2 separate regions of the Homo sapiens genome follow, and region 2 is linked to region 1. A link is a contact called in ENCODE Hi-C or POLR2A ChIA-PET data. All regions are on one chromosome and are shown on one strand. The core of a region is the stretch at or near the end of the contact, and the rest is flanking DNA. Distances in the headings are between cores, read along the strand shown.

Region 1 (2,700 bases), core at 24-2,523:
CATAGATTATTTCTTTGGAGGTGGTGTAGCCTCATGTCCCCTGATGTGCATTTACACATAGACATGCAGTCTGGCTCACTGGACTGATCCTTCCAGGCACAGAGAGCCCTGATATGAGGTTGCTGGTTCTTTTCCTAAGAAGGCCCCTCTTGAAGAGGGCCCTGGCTCTTCCCTCTTTGAATACTCTAATACCCTAAATATGCATGGGCTTCTGAAAAGTAATACAATTCCATTTTAAACAGAAACAACAAGCATATTCCTTAGTGTGTGGCCTGTAGGCTGAGGTAGTGTGGACTCACAGGGAAAACCTTCCACAGTAAAGGCAATGAGAATGGACTCCAGCTCCCTTCACCTACAGGGGAAGGGGTGCCTCCTCCTGCCCTCATTGCTCAGAAAGGTGTATTGTTGCGTGTCAGGGAGTTGTGATGAATTATAGGTAGGTGGACAGCAACACAAAAATCTGAAAGAGTAACTTATTTTATGTTTTCTCTGAAATTTTTCTGTTGTTTTGGTTTGAAGAAGGAAAGAACTTATCTAATCCTATTTCGTATATGCAAATATCAAAAGGAAGGTGTAATGATGATGATGAGGCAAGCCCTGAGTAAAACTGAGTTAAACACAATTATTTCCATTCTTCTAACCCTTCCCAGAGCTTCCCTCTCCCTTCTCACAGCCCCTCCCTTCTCTGATGAAACTACTAGGCAAGGAAACTGATTCCTTCTGAAGTCTTAGCGACTATGTTCTCAACCAGAGAAAAATGTTGATTGTAAGAAAACAAAACTACACAGAGTAGGTTCAATAAAGACTGACTGTAAGTGCCTAAGAGAAAACCACAGAGGCATTCAAAGACAGGAAGCAGAGCACGACATGCGTGAGCTGACTGGGAACAAAACCAGAAGTGGTTTTGTAAAGTCAGAATCAGAAGACATGACCACACTCATCTGCTTTTCTCTATACTTCTCTCCTGCCTCAATCAATAATCAATCAATCATTTCTCTCTTTCTCTCTTGCTCTCTCTCCCATTTCCTTTCTCCCTTCCTCCACCATCCCTCTCTCATATGGCTTGCTTTACATGACCCAGTGAGGTCAGGCTCTATATGTTCTTTAAGTACATGCCATCATCTAACTTAAGTCTCTGCACTTCTGTTTTATTTCTAAACACAAAGAGTCTGATTAGTCACTGGCCATTCAATGAACTCACTCCTTCTTGGTCAATGGTGGAATCTGCTCCAATCATCTGTAGCCTGAATTGGGTGAAAGGAGAAGTGAAGAAATGAGGAAAGGACTTTGTCAGCCTGAAGGACGTAGGGCTACCTCTTCCAGCTGTGAGCAGGGCAAGGGAAATTTAGCTTGTTTATCAGGTATCTATCAACACAAAAATGATACAGGAAAAACCACCCTAGAATTCAGAACTTAACGCCATAAGCACGTATTGAGCTCAGAAGACTGAGAGTTGGCTGCATGGTTCTTCTGGTCTGGGCTGGGCTCAATCACCTGCCAGGAGGTCAGCGGGCTATCACCTCCTCCAGAACAGCCTCAGCTCAGAAAACAAGCACCTAGAAGCAAAGGTTCCCTGTGTTTCATTCTCCAACAGGCTAGCTCATGCATGTCTCTTATGGTAATGGCGGAAGCCAAAAAGTGGAAACAGAAACATTAAGGGCTTTTCCAAGGTTCTGTGTGGGTCACATTTGCTAACATTCCATTCACCAAAGCAAACCACATGGCCAAACTCAGAATCAAGAGGTGAAGAAAGAGATCCCACCTGTTTAGTGATAGAAACTCTAACATCACATGACAAAGCAGTGTGGATCCAGGGAGGGGAGAGAAATTGGGGCTGTTAATGCAATCGATCTCCTAATCATGACAGCAAACCCACTGGCGTGTACAATAGGCTAGTTTAGATATATATTCTTCCAAGGCAAGATTTGCATAAAATATTTCTGATATTAATTCCTGATGCAAAATAATGAAATACTAAGGTTAGAATTTTGAAGCCCTCTTCAAATAAATAATTTTTGTTTCCAGGTAAAGCTAGATATATAGGATAGGAAGAACATGGAACCAAGTAACAGGGAATTGAATTCTCCCCACTTCTCCCCCAGGACGCTCTTCCCCCCATACCTCCCCCCTGCCCAACACACACACAACATACCTAGATTTGCGACATCCTGCTAATTTACTGGATTAAAAAATGAGACATTGAGCTTAATAGTGGGTTCTGAATAGCTCAAAGCTGAAACTGTGTGCACATAGCAGATAGACCAGAAGCCAAGATGGCCCTGAAGAGTTGGAGGCTATATCATTGGTCCCTTTTTTTCCCCAGGTAGGGGCTGAATTCCATTTAATGCAGTGGGAGCTAGTTTGCTTTTCTACCAGGAATAAAAAGATTAAGGTTCTACAAGTGGCCTACAGTTGGCTCCTGGGATAGATGATTCAGTTTGGGGCAAATTCAAGTCTTTTGCTCCTTTTCCTGGAATCGTGGAGTGACAAAATATCAGGAATAGATGGAGTTTAGAGATAATCTAATCCAGCATTTCCCAAACTTCAGTCAACCACATACCCCCATTCACTAGTTTATAACCTTTGTTCTACTCTTAAATATTTTTTGTTAAATTGGCTCATTTTTTAGAAACTTAATTTATTTTTAAAGATTTAGGGTCACAAGTTGAAAATCAGTATCATTTGACATAAATAGAGGAT
Region 2 (2,700 bases), core at 178-2,677, 45 kb before region 1:
GACAATCAAAATGTCTCCAGACATTGCTAAATGTTCCCTTGTGGGATAAAATTGCCACCATTCGGAAACTACCACTTTAAAGTGTGGTCTTGAGAAAAGATAGGATATTATCGAAATGTAAATATTAGATGTTTTCAGTGAGGTAAAAATTCAAATTTATCAATGTTAGGAAAAGAGAAAAATTCTCTCCCCCCAAAAATAACTGAGGCATGCAAAAATCGTTTCTATTCATATATTTTATACAGCTCTATATTATTTTTAACCTTGCAGAAAACAGCTTAGTGGTGACAAGCATGGACTTTGGAATCAGACAGCCTGGGTGGGAATCCCATCTGCACCTCTTACCATGTGCCCTCAAACAACTTAATTTCCCCTTCTGTCCACAGTTTTCTTAAGATGCCAATAATAGTAGTTCCGATTTTATAGGATTTAATCAAGATTAAATGTGTTAAAACATGTAAAGCACTTAGAACAGTTCCTTGACATATAAGTACAATGTAACTGTGACTATTGTTTCTTCTAGGCTATTCACGTTGCCCAGCAATAGATAATCAGTGTTGTGTTCATACATCCACTCAACAAAAATAATATCTTTCTTTTATTGAGCACCTACTAAGTTTGAGGCAATGTTCTAGGTACTATTATTTAAGTACTCTTTGTAATCCTAACAACTATTTTATCAAGATAATATTTATTTATTTAGGAGACAAACTCTTACTCTGTCACCTAGGCTGGAGTGCAGTGGTACAATCTTGGCTCACTGCAACCTCCATCTCCTGGATTCAAGTGAGTCTCATGTCTCAGCCTCCCGAGTAGCTGGGATTACAGGTGTTCACCACCACACCTGGCTAATTAATTTTTGTATTTTTAGTAGAGATGGGGTTTTGCCACGTTGGCCAGGCTGGTCTTGAACTGCTGGCCTCAAGCTATGGGCCTGCCTCAGCCTACCAAAGTGCTGGGATTACAGGCAATAACCACTGCGCCCAGCCCGAGATAATATTTTTGCAGCTATTTCACACCCAGGTCTGTCCTTCCTTTTATATTATGATTCCCCAACTGTTAGCTTAGAACAGGGCTTGGCAAACTACAGCTTTTGAGCCAAATTCAACCCATGGCCTGTGATTGTGGCCTGCGAACTGAGAATGGTTTTTACATTTTTAATAAAATTTGAAAAGGAATACTTGAAACACATATTCAAATTTTAGTGTCCATAAATAATTGGAACACAGGCAGACTCTTGATTTCTGTTAAAAGAAAAACTTGAGCCGAATAAATTTAAAGGAGTTTAATTGAGCAAATGAACGATTCGTGAATTGGGCAGTCTTCCAAGCCAGAGTAGGCTCAGAGACTCTGGCAGGGCCACGTGGTGGAAGATTTATGGACAGAAAAAGGGAAGTGGCATACAGAAAACGGAAGTGAGGTACAGAAACAGCTGGATTGGTTACAGCTCAGCGTTTGCCTTATTTGAACACAGTTTGAGCAGTTGGCTACATTTGATTGACCGAAACTCGGTGATTGGTCTTGTTACACCTTCATTTGTTATAGTTCACAATGTACAGAGAAAACTTCAGGCCGAACTTAAGGAGGCAGCTTTAGGCTAAATCTCATTTACCATTAGCAATAGGCTGACTGACTGCTTTTGTGCTACCACATCAAGTTGATGAGTAGTGAGAGACAGAGAGAGACTATCGGTTCTACAAAGCCTTAAAAGTTAACCAGTTGGCCATTTGCAGAAAAAGTTTACAGACTCCCGAGAGCAGAAATCAGTAGAAATAATAGTATCAATATCTCTAAAACGTCCATGATGACAAGGGAGTTTTGTTAGAAATGCAAATTTCTAGCCCCATCATAGACCCATGGAATCCAGTCTTCAGGAAGGAGCCTAAGAGGCTGTGTTAGTTTAACCAGCTTCCCAGGCGAATCTTATGATTGGAGACACTTGAGACACGCTGCTTTGCTTATGTCATTGGCAGCTTGTTGGGAGGCTGCCTCTTTGGCGGGGGGTGGTGGGGCCTGTGTGTCCAGCACACTTCTGCGTGGCTGACTGGATTGGCCTCAGCAAACCCATCAGACTGGATCCCCCAGATCTGTTCAATTGTGTTTACATGATTCTCCAAAATTCATCTTCACATATTGACAAAGCCCAGGCCTCGAGGAAGTGACTGGAAATAAGGTATGCCAGTCTTTTGAATCACCAGACATGCTTAACAGTACAATTCAATTTCAGATTGAAGGTCCCATGTGCTTTGGGCTGTGTTTTTCTCTGTAAGAGTATTTCTCACCAGATTTTCAAAAATGGTCTCTCCTACTCTCCCAAGTTTCTGAAAGGTAGGACACACTTCATTTCCATATAACCTCACTTCTGCATCGTAGCAAGTTTCTCTAGGAGCAGATTGGGTCCTCTTCTGGTCCAAGAAGAAAGGAGGCAGGGGTCCAACTGGCTCCTAGACCCTGCTTGTTTTGAGAGCCTATTTCAGGTATCCATCTGGAGAGGATTCAAATTCAAGGTGTGAAGTGGCTGCAGGTCAGAGGACACAGTGTGTGCTCTGAGTTTCTCTAGTAGTGACCAACTCTATCCTCTACAAGACCATGTGCCCCTCTGCTCTCCAGAGGTAGTAGAAAAAGGCCCAGGAAGAAGTGAGGAAGAGCAAAGCCCCACCAGGGATCCATAGCAAACTGTGTCAGGCTTTAGTGCTTGTG

Evidence for each region. A loop is a pair of places that touch in the nucleus more often than their neighbours do. ChIA-PET counts read pairs that join two places held with the same protein, here RNA polymerase II (POLR2A). Pooled maps may share reads with other maps.
Region 2: a map of Right ventricle myocardium inferior shows a loop between it and region 1 (2.9-fold over the local background). The contact joins two enhancer-like sites. A Hi-C loop is called at or near these places in 12 of 168 maps with a recorded cell type or tissue (B cell, CD14-positive monocyte, CD4-positive, alpha-beta T cell and 8 more), 7 of 37 single-sample maps with no recorded cell type and 21 of 50 pooled maps. POLR2A ChIA-PET finds 5 or more read pairs at or near these places in 10 of 52 experiments (AG04450, B cell, BJ and 6 more).

The regions. Positions count from the first base shown.
Region 1 is chr9:70,562,049-70,564,748 of GRCh38, reverse strand. The region is part of intron 22 of TRPM3 (transient receptor potential cation channel subfamily M member 3); the gene reads left to right. Among named protein-coding and RNA genes, the nearest start is that of KLF9, 150 kb to the right of the region's middle. Within about 2 kb of position 1,273, at least 7 of the 41 ENCODE cell types and tissues checked have a DNase peak (open chromatin) inside an H3K27ac peak, as active enhancers do; they include B cell and CD14-positive monocyte, where a contact is called at or near this core.
Region 2 is chr9:70,606,843-70,609,542 of GRCh38, reverse strand. All of the region lies in intron 19 of TRPM3 (transient receptor potential cation channel subfamily M member 3), which reads left to right. LOC107984011 (a long non-coding RNA gene) reads right to left here. Exons shown (of 3, transcript XR_007061572.1): 3 at 1,271-2,485. Among named protein-coding and RNA genes, the nearest start is that of KLF9, 190 kb to the right of the region's middle. Within about 2 kb of position 1,427, at least 8 of the 41 ENCODE cell types and tissues checked have a DNase peak (open chromatin) inside an H3K27ac peak, as active enhancers do; they include B cell and CD14-positive monocyte, where a contact is called at or near this core.